Linked DNA regions of Homo sapiens: region 2 is linked to region 1. A link is an interaction called in ENCODE POLR2A ChIA-PET data of the cell type or tissue named here. Cell type or tissue: Panc1. All regions are shown on one strand. Links, peaks and the distances in the headings refer to the core of each region. The heading gives the core; the rest is flanking DNA. Region 1 overlaps LOC124901595 (a long non-coding RNA gene). Region 2 has its middle 73 kb from the start of LINC02889.

Evidence for each region. ChIA-PET counts read pairs that join two places held together with the same protein. Peaks named below come from ENCODE experiments on the same cell type or tissue, not always from the same donor. Only the 100,000 strongest peaks of a DNase experiment are listed, where the experiment ranks them.
Region 2: POLR2A ChIA-PET joins it to region 1 with 5 read pairs; 2 of 35 experiments call an interaction of 5 or more read pairs at or near these places.

What each region holds. Positions count from the first base shown.
Region 1 is chr7:17,025,776-17,034,124 of GRCh38, forward strand. The region is part of intron 2 of LOC124901595 (a long non-coding RNA gene); the gene reads right to left. It also overlaps the pseudogene BRWD1P3. Among named protein-coding and RNA genes, the nearest start is that of AGR3, 150 kb to the left of the region's middle. In Panc1, for the core only: no CTCF peak of the experiment used is centred there; no DNase peak of the experiment used is centred there.
Region 2 is chr7:17,628,223-17,636,571 of GRCh38, forward strand. No RefSeq gene overlaps it. Among named protein-coding and RNA genes, the nearest start is that of LINC02889, 73 kb to the left of the region's middle. In Panc1, for the core only: no CTCF peak of the experiment used is centred there; a DNase peak (open chromatin) is centred at 5,028.

The DNA.
Region 1 (8,349 bases), core at 94-8,093:
AGAAAACATAGATTAGAATTTAAATTATTATTGTTTTTCCAGACATTGACTTTTGGGGCCAGGCCAAATGGATTTCTGGTTCTTGGATTGTGCTAATCAATATAACTGTAGCTGTATGTTTTCAAGATTAATTTTATGACCATATTTTCTTATCTCAATAGCAAGAACATTTTTCATTCTCTTGTCTATTGGAATGAGCAAATTATTTTTGTAGAACATTAGAGGGTAAAAACTATAAGAAGGCAAGTGAAAAAATTCCCTTTCCCCTACTTTATCTTTTGCCCTTCCTTTATTCCTTTTCTTGTAGAAGAAGCAGGGGAAAGAGGAAAATCCCATTTTCCCTGCTTCTCCTATGTGTAGATAGTAGGAAATTAAGTAAAAAATAAATGTTTTACTTGAGCTCTTATTGATTATTTATATTAGATGAAAAGATAAGAAATGGATAATGGGGGAGATTAATCTCTAAAAAATATTAATTCACAATAAGTTTGGCTAAAACATCTTAACACATAACCAACAACTGACCTGTATTTGACCAAAGCTATATCCTTGTCATAAATACTCAGACACCCATGGACAGTATTTTTATGTGGAAGTATGCTAATAATTACTTAAGGTAGAGCCTCATTTGGGAGGACAGGTACCTAAAGCCTTCAGTGTCTTGGGAAACCTCTGAGATCAGTGGGCGGCAGCCCGCGGCTTGTCTCTGTTTGGTCTAGTGCTTAAGTGAACTTGCTAACTAAAGCCTTCCTTCCTCCTGTGTAAGTGAATGAAAAACCTCTCTCAGTTGCTATCCTGGCTAAGTGGGTGAATCTGATGTTTTTGGGTTGCATCCACTGGGTCTGAAGTTAAATGTTGTGGTTTACTACTTATTATCTGAAGATCAGAGATCTTCAACTTCAAACTACTATGCATTTTGAGTTATTTGTAAATTTCTAGAGATTTTTGAGGGTGCCCAGCTGGAGTGACATTTATTCCTGGATTTTATCATCTCAAATACAGCACAGAGCCTTATCTATAAATTATTCCCATATTCTCCCTTTGTGGATATGTGTAATGTCATTTATAGAAATAAATACTTCATTATACCTTTGGTCTTAGTGTAGGTTCTGTTTTATACCTTAAGAACTTTGAAGAACTATGTATATGTATGAATCCGTGTGTGTGTTTGATATCAATATGAGTATGCTTATGGTAATGAAGGAAAGAAAGAAAAGAATAAAAGTTAGGTGGGCATACAGAGTAGTAAGCATCTTGAAAATAAATCAAAGTAATAAACACATGGCTTAGAATGCATAATAATTATACTGATTTTCAGTTTGTCAAATAATCTGTGCTATCATATTCCTAAAGCAGGCATGTTAATAATAGCATCATGCTGATTTAAAAGTGTATACAATAATCCTCCACCAGACACATTCCTTAAATTAAACATCTATTATACTAAATTTTTGGTATAGCACAGTGTGTAATTATTTGTAACTTACTCACATGTATAGTATAGTATTGGAATTAGTGTGCTGTAGATAGACTAGATCTTAGAAACCATCTAAACCTGGGATTTTAAATAGGTATCTTTTCTTGTGTTAATGCCGTCGAAGTGGTAGTGGTTGTGTGGAATATTGTTTGAGAATTCTGGGACTGCATGTAGATTAGGAAAAAGGAATTCTATAATTGATTACTTGTGTAGGCATCGACCCAGCATAGAGAATGTTGGCAAGTATATTAGGTGTTTTGGCATCTCTAATCTATTTCAATATCCTGAATTCACAGAAAAAAAGAGAGGCATTTATGTAACACTTCAGAGATTGTGCAACTCATTCACATATGCTGGCACAGTTTCTTTTCAACAGTTTTGTAAAGTATGCAATATTTCGAAGCCCTAGAAAAAAAACAGCTGCTTTTGTCCCTGGCTGGCAGTGATCATTTGTGGATCTTGGATCTGAATTCCAGAAGCTCCACAATATTATTCTCACAACAGCACATGCCAAAAGATGTCCCCACTGGTAGCCACTCATTCATATTGCTTCTGTCTACATTCAAATGTCAGGTAAGATTCATCTGACCAATGAAACCTGGACATTTGTCCTCCCACAACTGCAAAGGAGTCTAGGAAATGTACATGTCTTAGAACATGTTCTCCAGAAAGCAGAGCCTGAGGCAAGGATTAACATGTTGACACTTTCTTTGAGAAGTACAAATCCAGCAGTGAGGGTGAAGAACATGAGTAGAGAAAGGTGCTATGATGCATTTCTGTGTTGGTTCCTGTGTTCAGGATGTGTATCCACTGGTCTGTCGTACTTCTCCAGAGCAGTTAAAAAGAGGAGCTGATTCAGGGTAATCTTTAGAAGGGAGAAAGGAGGAGAAATTTATCTATGGAGCTTTCTCCCATATACATTTCCTGTTTTACTAGACTGGCCTCACCACGGGCTAGTTCCCTCAGACTTTCAACTTGGGTAATTCAGGTCACTGTTGAATCCCACTCCTGGTACTGTGGCGTTTCCTCTAGGTCTGGAAATGTAGGGGAAAATCAGGGTGGATTGCTTCAACAGCTGAGGGATGTGGACCATGTGCCCAGAACTTCATCTCAGCCTCCTCCCAGGCTGCAAGCTCAGCAGAGTGAGGCAAAGTTCAGATATGGGTGGCACCTTTAGAAGGAAGAAGGCAGTCAAGGGAATCTAAGGATACATACCACGTTTTTACCCTATATAGTCAGGTTTTTGGTTTCTACCTTAAGAAGGCTGTTTTCACAACATAGAAAGCTCCCACGACATAGGGAGGGTACTCAAAAGATGTTGGGCACCCCCAATGGCAGATGTTCATTACCACCTCCCGCACCTGATCACCCAACTAAAGCATGTCTCCCTTGTCACTCCCTCCACAGCTCGCTAGGGTTTTTCTTCCTTAGAGCGTACCAAAATCTAAGCTTCACTAAGGCAGTATTACTTCTGTTTTCATCATCATTGTATACTCAGGAGTGAATACAGTGCCTGGTACAATATAAGTTTGGATAAATATTTGTTGGTTAGATGAATGAATGAATGAATACCAGACAGCAAATTATGAGCTAAACAATGGTATAGGTGGTTATTACAGGGATGAAGATAAAGAAAATAATCTTCACCCAACTTGGAAAAGTTTCACAGAAGAGGTGGGACCTGGGTTAGGCCTTGGCATATAGTTTTAACCAGAAAAGTAAAGAGAGTAGAGATACTCAAGGCAGAAAAGCCATGAAAGTAAAGATACATATGTGAAAATGGTCTTCATTGGTTCATAAGATGATGAAGAAACCAATGCTCTATCAAATTTCTGGCAAACGTATTAATACATATATTTATCTATGGATTTCTGCTGATCTCTAATTATTTTCCTAACTGAGAGGTCTACAAAGCATTGTATTGGAAGCAGGCCTTAATCTATCATGTCCAAACCTCTCCTGAGAGACATTTTCCTTCAGTGACCTGGGAAGCTGAACTTTCTTAATTGGATTAGTGGCATTTTGCTGTTTCAAACTGAAACAGGATCTACTGCCCTATACTAGCTAGCGCTTTATAATCTACATCATCTATTTTGCGGTCATTGTTGAAGCATCAGAGCTAACCCAGGGAGACAGGAAGTGGCATTAGATTTTTTTCTGTTTTAGCCCTGCTTAGAGATGTAGTCCAAGATGATAAAAACAATGTGACCTTTCTAGATCAGAATACGTTTTTGCTGTAGAGCTGAGGTTCACAAAGAAAAGCCTAAAGGAACTTTTCAGTGATTCAGGGTGGATATCTCCTGGGCACTTAATATTGCAAAGGGCCTTCGATTCAACCCACTTGCCCTCGGCTATTTTCTTAATGAGAAAGTGGATCCTACAAACTTTAATCCCATTTACCGAAATATCAAAGCAATCTGTACTTTATATCAAATAATTATATCTGAGGTAAGCTTAGGAAATTTAGCCATTTGTTGAGGGTTGTTTTTCCCATAACAAAGTCTCTAAATAGAATTATCAAGACTATCAAATGTTAATTTGTCAAGAGAAACAGAATAGCTAATAAGGATAATTAGATTTATATTGCAAATAGAGTATTATCATGAAGGTTTCCATGTCTCCTAAAGGAAGTATGACTGAAATATGACTGCAGGGAAGTCTTAATCAACCAAACTCTAGAGTCATTTTCTCTTCAATGTACGACAGAATCTTGCTCTGAGGCAGCGTTAGAGAGAATGCCACCCTGGCATTTTAGAACTCAGGTCTTCAACTGTGACTTATCTCCTGAAGAAAAGCACCCTCATTCATTAAATAGACAGGGAAAGGTGGCTGCCTGGCTTCCCTGGCTTTTCTGATTAAGAAGAGAGATGAGCATACAGCTTCTATCCCTGCACAAGGGCAAACACCAGCCTGCTGGCAGAATTTTCAAAGATTCCAAGATTTCTCATGGATGAGGCTTCCAATGACTTTTCCCTCCAAGAGTAGACATTGATCACCTTGTAGCAGAAGTTCTGAATACCTAATGCTTTTTCTGCACTTCTAGGAATCTGAGAGCATTTGCTCTACACCTTGTATTCTATCTAATTCTGCCGTCTCTTGTTCTCCTCCACTCCGAATGTTTCTTCTTATAACATTAGCCTGGTGAATTATAATTTTTTGAGACGTTGGTCGAGGTACAATTTTAAATTGCTTTTGTGAAAACCAATACCTGTTATTTGCATTGCAGGTAAGTTATTTCAATTTTAGGGCAGGGATTACAAATTTTTTTCGTCAATAAAATCCCAAAGAGGACAGAAAGAGAAGGAGGGGTTTGCTAAAAGAATGAGATTAGAAAGACAGCTGCTGACAGTAAGTTTTTTTTCTCAGGAAAAATCAGAAAACTTCCCTTGTTCTCCTTCCTTGGCCCCTAATTAACGTGACTACCCATGGGAAGAGCAGCTGTGTCAGCCACTTCCCTTTCCTGTCTTTTTCAATGAAAATGACCAGAAACTGAAAGAAGTTCACAGTGTGGCAACTGCACAATCTCAGTTAAATAGCCTTGAAGACCACAGGTTAATCGGTTGGATCCTTGGTTATTGAAAAACTGGTTGAAGAGGGACAGCTTCCCCTTGCCATGTACTGGCTAACACCACTAGTTTTCTCACTGTTCTTCTCCACATGACTGTTGGACTCCATTCCATGCTTCTTGCTTCCTCCTCTATATTCTCCATTTAGTTACTTTGAAAAAAAGCTTTATGTACATATAAAACTTTATATATATAATATAATATATATATATATACACACACTCAGTTTTGAAACTGTGAAACAAAACACCCATAATCCTATTGCCCAGAGATAAGCATCTTTAACATTTTCTTTGGCATTTGCTATGCACATATATGTAGTTAGTTTTGTAAAATTGGAATCATTCTGTATATTTTATAATAGTTTAACTATTTCTCACATGAATATACACTTCTGTAGTAAGATCTTATATGACTATATGTTCTTCTATTGTACGAAAATCCTATTATTCGGTCTAATTCTGAGTATTTATGTTGTTTTGAAATCTTTTGTCATAAATAAGACTGAAATGAACATTTTAGCATTTAATATTTTATAGATATCTCTGAGAATTTCCTTAGGGTAAATTTCTCAAGAGGGAATTTTCAAATCAGATTATAGATATTCAAAGAGTCTCCAGAAAGCTATTATTTATTTATTTCCCATTTAATGCCAAATAAGTGTTGATTTTTCAACATAGCATTACACTATACAATATTAAAGATGAAAGGTCTTATGTTTGATTCAACTTCTTAAAAATGGAAACTTTTATAAGGAAAAATTTAATTTCTTTAATTTATATGAACATTCTTGACTTCTTCGGTTTTAAAATTAATTTGGACAATACTGCCATACTTTAGTCTCTTTATGAAGTAGTGACAAATTAAAATTAAATACCTTTCCTTTTATTTTAGGATCTCAGATAATCCTCCGCAGAAGAGCCCATATGTAGGATCTATGTGTCTGGACACAAATTCAAAAGTCCCATCCCTCCTTGACCAACCAGCAAATGCATTAAGAAAACAATATGTGCCCCCCCATAGCAGATAGCAACAGAACACAGGCTATGAGCAGTCATGCTGTGCTAGAAATTTAGTTTCTTCACCACTCAAAAAGAAAGAAGGGAGAGCATTATACTAAACCTCTGTGGAATCTTAAGTGCCCCCAAACCAACAGACATATTGCATTTTACATGAATGGATTCACTACCACTATCATGACCAAAGAGCAGTTACAAGGCATCCTCTTGTGGTACTAGTACAAAACAAATAGAGAATTATGGCCCCTACTCTGGAGCTGCTTGCTGAAGTCTCTTCTAAGATCTGCCAGTAGCAAGCAGTGCTCATAACAAAACCATGACATTGAGCTTGACGCAAGTAGAGAAAAACAAAGGAAAACATGCTACCCCAGTAACTACCATATAACCACCTAAAACAGAATAATTACAAAGTGAATAGGGAAACAGAAGAAAAAAGAATATACATGGTTTCCTGATGCCACAGTGTGGCATTGCTACAGAGGACTAAGAAACAACTAAGGCTGACAAACCAGTCTGGCATGGAACTAAGAGGGAAGGTGGTTCCTTCTCAGTTAAGCTTTATGTTAGTGCTGCATTGAAGAGGTAGCATCACATCAGCAATAGCTTGTAACAAAAAATAATCATGGGATGTAATTTAATGTATGCTTAGGATCAAAAGAACCAACAATCTTTGCCCATTAACAGTTTAATCAGATGTACACATGGATCATATCACATGTACATACTTAGTTTAAGTCATTTATACCAAGCTAACAGAAAAAGGATAGCAATTCCAAACATTTTGCTAGCACATAACTTTGCAAAAAAATTAAATTGGTGAAGAAAAGAACCATGCAATTTTACATTTTTGGTGTGTGTTTTCAAGCTGCTTCCAAATTTATAAAATCACTTCCCTTTATAACAAAGGATTTTCAGAATCTAAATATCAAATGAAATACTCCTAGCACTTAAAGAGTTTATTAGACACATACAATTACGTTCAATGAAGTTATGAGGGAGCTTCAAAGTGGAAGATTAAGAATTCACAGTGATAAAACTTCAAACACATCTCAGAATAAATTCAAGCTTTTTAGCTAACATATGTGTCTTTATCAATTTTTTAAACGCAGAAGGGCCCATGAAACACACAGCAGAATTCAATGTTCTATGCTAAATGCAGAGAATTGTATAGTTCACAGCATGACTTACATATATTATCACCTTTCCTCCACAATGCTTAAAGCTATTAACACAAAGCAGAACACATCTCCACATTAACCTATGTTCTGCTGTATGTAACAAAGACTGCCTTCCTGCACCAAGGAAAGAAGTGACTCTTGAAATACCGAGTGGAATTTCTTTAACCAAAATAAGATTGAAGCACTGGCAGACCCACAGCAGGTGATCAGGAGCCACATGCTTAATGGACAAGACCAATTCTTTGCATTCAGTCTAATAATTATGTCTCAAATTTTTAGACTGTTGTGTTCGTTGCCCTCCTAGTCCAACCTCTTCAGCAGCAACTGGTGCTGCTTCAGCTCCAGCACTGGTACCTAGGCCACTCTCTGACACAGGCTGGTCAACAGGTACCAGCTGATGAGGAAGTACAGCTCCGACTCCAAGACAGGCACTGGGCATCTGGCCACCAGGGCTTGGCCGAGGCTGGGCACAGGGCGAGAGGTGGGAACAGGTGGTGGGCAAAGCATTCAGGCCCCATGAGGCTGGACCAGGCCAGGGCCAGGCCTCCACCCCAGGTACATGCCACAGCTAAGCTGTGCAACTCAGAAGGGTATAATTTAATGTATTTTTACCTGCAGTATGTGAACTTACTTATAAACAGTATTGATAATGTTACTTTTTTTTTTTTTTTTTTTTTTTTGAGACGGAGTTTTGCTCTTGTTGCCTAGGCTGGAGTGCAATGGTGTGATCTCGGCTGACTGTAACCTCCACCTCCCGGGTTCAAGCAATTCTCCTGCCTCAGCCTCCGGAGTAGCTGGGATTACAGGCATGCACCACCACCCCCAGCTAATTTTTGTATTTTTAGTAGAGATGGGGTTTCTCCATGTTGGTCAGGCTTGTCTCAAACTCCCGACCTCAGGTGATCCACCTACCTCGGCCTCCCAAAGTGCCTGGGATTACAGGCATGAGCCACCGTGCCCGGCCTGCCTCTTTTTATTTTACCCATTTTATAAGGAAAATGATGTGGAGTTAATTTTTATTTTTTGACTAAACTTGAATTAACTTTATTCATTGACATTTTATATATATACATAATATGCACTAGCCATTAACATAAAATATCAAGTTT
Region 2 (8,349 bases), core at 277-8,276, 600 kb after region 1:
GGTAATCCACTTCAACCTCCCACCAAATAGTGGGTCAGGAGGCGATAGCGTGCTATCTGGAGCTCCGGCTAAATTTGCTGGGGTTCTGCAGAGTCTCCAATGGAAGGTTAATTTTTAGGCACAGCATTTTGTTTTTGACACAGACCTGCGGCTGCATCTTGGGCTTACAATATATTTTGGTCAGTTTGTTGTATCCTTAATCCTTGCTACTGATTTGGGATAAAACTAGATTATTTCACAAGAACAGTGGTTGCAAATGAGATAAAACCACAAAATCTTACTCTCAGGAGAAGCAAATTGAAAATGGTTTGGATGATGAGTTTCAGTCAGCTTTACTACATGAGCCAGAACATAACATAAACTCAGAGTAAAAGAAATTAGAAATGGAAAAAAAACCAGTTCCAAAGACTAAAAGTGAATAAGCCAAATATCTGAAATTTAACAATTTTTCATATTTATACCCATCACTTGCAATAGATGGAATTGCGTCTGTTCAGTCGGCTTGTGTTTTTTTGTTCATTGGTTTTTTATCAATATCCATCACCCAAAATACAGCAACTAAGGAATTTCTGCAATTGCTAAGCATAGAGCTTACATAGACCCATCTAAATTAGTGCTACCAAAACTCTGACGTGTATACAATTTACCTGAAGGCATTATTAAAATGCAAATACTGATTCAGTAGGCCTGGGGTGGGGCCTGACATTCTGCATTTTTAACAATTCTCCAGGTCATGCTGATGCTGCTGTTTCCTGGGTCATACTTTGAAAAGCAAGAATCTATACTAAATGTACTGAGGAAATACAGCAGGACATCAACTGTTTATCCCTAAGCCAATTGTTGTCCACAATAGTATCACAGTACACCAGTATGACCATTTCCACTGAAGAGGAAAGTGATAGAATTAGAACAAGCACCTGGTCTTGAGAATCACTTGTGTACACCACAACCTATGCTATCAGTGACCCAACCATTAGTTACTTGACAGGGCTATGTTGCCTTAAGAACTTGTGAGCAGGTGTGTGGGGCAGAAAAGAAGAAAGTGAAAATAATCACCTCAAGAACTTTTCTGCCATAACTTGAGAAGTGTACTACTTATTTTTTAGCCCTAGAGCTCCTTCCAGAAGGGGATCTCATCAGGTTGATTAAAAAAGACATATCACCAAAGTTATTAGTCATTTAAGTGGGCGGGGGGACAAGATGATATTGTGGAAATTTTAAGCATACCCTTCTATAGATTGACATTTATGTGCAATATATATGACCCCTGGTTTCCCAAGCACCATAGAGAAAGAACAATTTTCTAGCTAATATAGTTGAGATAAACATGAGCTGAGAAAAACAGTTCTAGAACTATTTCCAATGATTTAAGAAGTAACATGATATTCCCAAAACAAAATTAATTTTTAAAATAGATATATTTCAATTAGACATTAGAAGAAAAGAGAGTGATACAAAAGCTGCCATAAAAAACAATTTTTAAAAATTATTAATTTAGATATAATTATTTACTACCTCCTCAGAAGCATTGAAAATTAACTGGACTATGGAAACACATAAGAAAAGTCAATGCGCAATGACTAAGTGTACTATTTCTACATAGTTCACTGAAGGACTGGCTTTGCAAAAGCCACTAAATTTTACCTACATGAGTGACAAAGTTCTATTTCCAATAATCAAAAAATATCTGGCAGCAGTAAATTTTACTTGGTAACTTATAATAATCAAATTTAGGAGTATATTTTCTAATATTTTAAGAAGCACACCTTGCCTTATACATGGAAATACGAATTACTATCGTTAAAGTAATAACCACAGATAGTATGTGTAGCTATCATGTGGTTGTATTTGAGAACAGAGTTTCTTATCCCAAGCTTTAACCTCGGATATAATCCCTTCTCAAATGCCCTGTTAGGGTTTCTTTCTGAGCCTCTTGCACATTCTTTGGATTTATTTAATGATGGATTCCTTTGAGAATGGCTTGTATTTTTAAAAATAGCCAAAAGCCATTTGAAAACAAGGATAATGGACAAGGAAGGACAATAAATACTGTTTGAGGGAAACAGAAGTAAATAACTGGGATTGATTTTCTTTTGTAGCCAGTGAGTGCATTCTGAGGCCATTCTGAAGTTAGAGCTCCAAAAATATTTTGAGCCGCAAAAGTGTTATTTGAATAGCATTGTGATGACTTGGAAGACTAATACATATTTAAAGATTATTTTGTTGAAAAATTGATTCATTGCTCTTAATCCAGTGTCAACACATCCACAAGGGTGCACAGATGGGTTTCAGGGCAATCTCCTGCAACTGCATGTCAAATGTGGTAGGTACGTGCCTTTGGGTTTATTTGTTATCAGAGGAGAAAACTGTTCTCATCAGAGTTTCAAAAATGTTCATAATTCACAAAAAAGAAGCAAGTTAGGATGTCCTGCAGATATGTGTGCTCAGGCCACCTACTTACTTGCAGTGTAACCTTGAGCAAATTACTTAAACTCCCTAAACAGGAGTCTCTTCCTCCATAAAACGGTGATAATCATATCTATCCGGAAGATTGGCATGAGAATTAAAGTGAATGCAGTGCCTGGCACATGGTAACAACTCAATAAATGGTAACCTTGTTGATACACAATTGTATAGCCTTAACATGACTTAATTTCTCAAATATCCTGTTCATTGCCAAATAGCCTTGACTCTCCTTGTGTCATTTCATCCTTCTCTCAAGGCTCAGAGAAAAATGGTATCATTTTCCACACTGACTCCCCCAATCTCTCCATCTTGTTCCTTCATGTTTCTTGGATCTTACTTTCTCATTGCTTCCTTCAACATCTTTCATCTCTCTTCCTCTGCTGTGTTCTTCTCTCCATACTAGTTCCCCACTTTTTGCAAAATATTTTCTTGCCATAATTCTATCTATAATTGTATACCTCCTTTTCCTTTTACCATCTCTTTTTGAATATGTGGTGGGCTCCAATGTGTCCAGTTCTTAATTCTTAAATGGCTAAATATGGTTTCTGCATGTGAATGAAAATGAAAGGTCAGCAGTTACATTCCCAGGAGCTGACTTCTCTCGCAAACTGCTGGTCAGAAACAAGGCTGGTGAACGGTTCTGATGAGGCTTCATTTGGGCATTGTCCTGTGTATGGAGACAAAGATCTACTGCAGACCTTGTTGCTAATGTATTCTCAATTCCTCAATTTTATTCGTGCTATCAGAACAAGCTCCATCCTAACTAGACTATGTGATGCTCTTTATCAACTAACCAGCATAACATGCACACTCAACATGAACAGATATCCAGAAAGAATGACTTCAAACACTTTCAAATGTCTTCACATAGCTTTTCTCAATTCTCAGCCTGTGGTATTGCTTATAGCATTGAGTGTGGCAGCCTTACCTCAAGCTCCATAATTTTTTTTTTTTTGAGTTGGAATTTCACTCTTGTCGCCCAGGCTGGAGTGCAGTGGCATGATCTCAGTTCACTGCAACCTCCACCTACCGAGTTCAAGGGATTCTCCTGCCTCAGTCTCCCAATTAGCTGGGATGACAGGTGGTGCCACCACCGGCTATATTTTGTATTTTGAGTAAGACAAGGTTTCACCATTTTGGCCAGGCTGGTCTCAAACTCCTGACCTCAGGTGATCCACCCACCTGGCCTTCCAAAGTGCTGGGATTACAGGTGTGAGCCACCGTGCCCAGCGCTCTATATTATTATCGCTTGCATCTTAACACATCTACTCAAATACAATATCACTAAAACTGAAAATAATCAATAGCTAAATTTTCATCCGCCTGAAACTGGTTCTCCTACTCCACCTTCTTGAGTCTCCAGTTTGTGCCAGTGTTATCACTCAAGTTCCCTACTATGAAAAAACCGACCCTGGTGATGAGTTGACACCATGAAACAGAGACTCCAACAAGGAGTAACCTGCAGCACCTCTCTTCCCACTCCTAAGGGATCAGCTATCCCAAAGCATTTGGTCCTCTCCTTTCAGTTTAATCTGAAATTAGCCTAGTCCATTCCTAGGGCATAGATATGAGGTCTCCTATTTTAGGAACTAGGTCTTGCTCTGAAGGTCCAAATTTCTTGAGGTCAAAAGTAATTAAATTTGGAAAACTTTCCATTATGGTGAGCGAAAATCTCCAATACAATTAATTCAGAGTTTTAATAGGGCTTTTTATGATTTTAATAATGCTATCCATATTTGTAAGCAAATTAGAGCTTCAAAAGACCATTTCATCTCTTTCTATATTATATATGTGCACATACACACAAACACACACACACATAAACATGTGCAGTTATTTATTAGTCAAAGATTTATTGAGCAACTTTCATACTCAAGTTAGGTTGTTAGGCAAATGGGATACGAAGATGACTAAAATATCATCTCTGTCCTGGAAAAGGTCATTACTAGAGGAGACAAATATATAAACAAATAACATCGTAACAATAGCAGTTGTACTAGCTAACTCTTGCTGTGTGCTTCCTGTTTGCTAGACACTTTGTCAAGTGCTTTACATGGATATTTTATTTAATAGTGTGCAATAATACTACAGGTAGGTACTATTATAGATAAACAGAGGTTTTAAAGATGTTGGGTGCCTTGTCCAAGCCTATGAATGGGCAAAAGCTTCAAACCTAAGTCTGTCTAACCTGTAAAGCAAACTTTGAACTAGCACATTTTCTTGCATCCAAAATTCTGGAGGAGCAAAGAAACAGGAAGAATGCCATGGGGTATGCAGCAAGGAAGGTGGTTCTTACTCCACAGCTAGTCTTGGACTTACTAGAGAAAAGGGACACTGATTGAGTCCCTAGAACCTAAAGCCTAGGGAATAAAAGGAGGCAAGGAGCAGGGGTCCTTCCAAAGTCAGAGCTGCATTGCTGGGAACTGCTTTATCAATTGGCCCAGGCAGCCCAACCCTCGGTACAAGAGGCATAGGAGGACTCCCTTGCCTCTCTTTGTACCTCTCAGTTAGGTTTACCAATAGCTCAGACATTGTTGATCTGTGTTGTCATTCCCATTTATCACTACAGTGTGAGTCATTGTTTTCCCATACTGCTTCTTTGAAGAAGCAATAGATGTGATCCACACCCATTTTACACTGGTCAGCAGCACTGGAATTGAGGAACAACCAAGGACAGTTACACAACAAAATTTTTGGTAACACAGGCCTAATATCTGCCTCATAAAACTTTTCTATTTTTTTTTTTTTTTTTTGAGACAGGGTCTCACTCTGTTACCCAGGCTGGAGTGCAGTGGTGCAATCTTAGCTCACAGTAACCTCTGCCTCTGGGGTTCTATTTATCCTCCCACCTCAGCTTCCCAAGTAGCTAGGTCTACAGGTATGCACCACCATGCCCAGCTAATTTTTGTATATATTTTTGGTAGAGGTAGGATGTCACCATGTTGCCCAGGCTGGTCTTGAACTCCTGGGATCAAGCAATCTGCCCACCTTGGCCTCTCAAAGTGTTGAGATTACAAGCATGAGCTACCGTGCCCAGCCTATAAAACTTCTCTTAGAAAAAAAAAAGTTATCAGGTATCTTGAGCTCTTTCAAAAAGGCAAAACAAATTCTTAGTAACATTTATGTACTTCTCATACTTTTTGCTATGGGAAAAGATACTTTTTGCTACGGGAAGACTTTTTAATTGACACATAACAATTGTACATATTTATGGGGTACAAGTGATGTTGTGATATATGTATACAATGTATAATTATAAAATCAGGATAATTGGCATGCCCATCTCCTCAGACACTTATCTCTTTGTCTTCAGAACATTCAAAATTCTTTTATCTATTTTGAAATGTATAATAAATTATTGTTAACTATGTGTTATAGAACACTATTGTGTTCTATAGACACTAGAACTTATTCTTTCTATCTAAGTATAATTTTGTACTTTTTAATCAACCTCTCCCTATTCCTCCTCCCCTTTACCTTTCCCAGCCTCTGTAATCACTATTCTACTCTCGACTATGAGATCAACTTTTTTAGCTCCCAAATCTCAGATAACATGTGGTATTTGTCTTTCTGTGCCTGGCTTATTTCACTTAACATAATGTCCTCCAGGTTCATCCATGTTGCTGCAAATGACAGGATTTTATTCTTTTTTATGGCTGAATAATACTCCTTTCTGTGTATTTACCACATTTTCTTTATCCATTCATTCACTGATGGACACTTAGATTCCATATCTTTGCTACTGTGAATAGTGCTGCAATAAATATGAGAATGTGGATATCACTTCAACACACTGATTTCCTTTCATTGGGATATATACTCAGTACTGGGATTGCTAGATCATATGGTAACCCTATTTTTAGTTTTTAAGGATCCTCCATACTGTATTTTATAATGACTGCACTAATTTTCACTCCCACTAACAGTATATGAATTCCTCTTTCTCCGCATCTTTGCCAGTATGTCTTTTATTTATCTTATTGATTATAGCTATTTTAACTGAGGTGAGATGATATCTCACTGTGGCTTTGATTTGCATTTCCATGATGATTCGTGATGTTGAACATTTTTTCTTATACCTGTTGGCCATTTGTAGGTCTTCTCTTGAGAAATGTCTATTCAAATCATTTGCCCATTTTTAAATTGGATTGTTTGGGTTTTTTTTTTTTTTTTGCTATTGAGTTCCTTATATATTCTGGATATTAATCAACACAGGGAATATTAATCCCCTATCTGTGAATAGTTTGCAGCTATTTTCTCCCATCCTGTAAGTTGTCTCTTCATTCTGTTGTTTCCTTTGCTGTGCAGAAGCTGTATAGTTTGACAGTCTCACTTATCTATTTTTGCTTTTGTTACCTGTGCTTTTGAGGTCTCATCAAAAACATTTTTACCCAGACCAATGTCCTGAAGCATTTTTTCTATGTTTTCTTGTAGTAGTTTCATAGTTTAGGTCTTATGTTTAAGTCTATAATCCATTTTGAGTTGATTTTTATATATGGTAAGTGATAGGGGTCTAGTTTCATTCTTCTGCATATAGATATCCAATTTCCCATGACCATTTATTGAAAAAGACTGTCTTTTCCCAAATGTATGCTCTTGGCACCTTTGTTAAAAATCAGCTAGTCATAAATATGTGGATTTACTACCATAAGACTTCCTATCAAAGGTGCTCAAAGTTCTTCATCCACTTAGTCTTCAAAAAATGTTTTCTGAGGCCCTAATATGCACCTAGGCAGTGATCCAAGTACTGGGGTAGAGCTATAAACAGAAAAGACAAAATATCTGCCCTCAGAAAACTTGTTTACTTGCAAATGTAGCTGGATGAAAACTTAAAACTTAGCTTGATAAGGAACTAGTCCTGACAACAAATTACATAGAATGATAAAAAGGACAAGATGCAATTTCACTTATAAAAAGAGCTTCAAAATGAGTTGGCAAGTGGATGAGATTCTTTTTAAGCTATGATTTTATTGTTTTTTAAAAAACATGTCTTTTTAATTTTTTTTAAATCAAGCTATGTAGAAAATTACAAAGAAAGAAAGCAATAAATCGCCCATATCCTCCTTTCTGGATTCGCTCATGCTATCTTTGATGAATACAATTCCAGACATCTCTGGGCAGCTTTAGACACAGGTAGATATGATGGTATATGAGAAGGATCACACTATATGTGATTTTAGTAGAATTATTAAATAAAACTATACTTGAATTTAAAAAGAAACAGAAATTGGAGTAAAACTGGCTTGGATTATTGAACTGTAAATAAATATTTTTAACGAACAGTAATACTAAAAATTCATCAAAGGGAGGGCTGGAAATCCACATGCAGAAGAATAAAATTGGAACTTTATCTCACACCATATAAGAAAATAAACTCGAAATGGACTAAAGACAAAAATGTAAGATCTGAAACCCTAAAACTACTAAAAGAAAACATAGAGGAAAAGCTACTTGAAAGCGGTCTGGGCAATAATTTTTTTGGATATGACAATGAAAGCATAGGCAACAAAAATAGACAAGTGAGATTGCATCAAAAGACAAACCTTCTTCAGAGCAAAGAATACAAACAGAGTGTAAAGATAACTTCTGGAATGGGAGAAAATATTTGCAAGCCATATATCTGATAAGCAGTTCAAATCCAAAATATTTAAGAACCCAGACAACTCATCAGAAAATAACTTAAAAATCAAATAACCTGATTCTAAAATGAGCAAAGAACCTGAAAAGACATTTCTCAAAGGAAGATATATAAATGGCCAAGAGGTATATGAAAGGGTGCTCAACATCACTAATCATGAGGGAAATACAAATCAAGGCTGTGGTGAGCTATCGCCTCACACCTGTTAGAATGATTATCATCAAAACACAAAAGATAAGTATTGG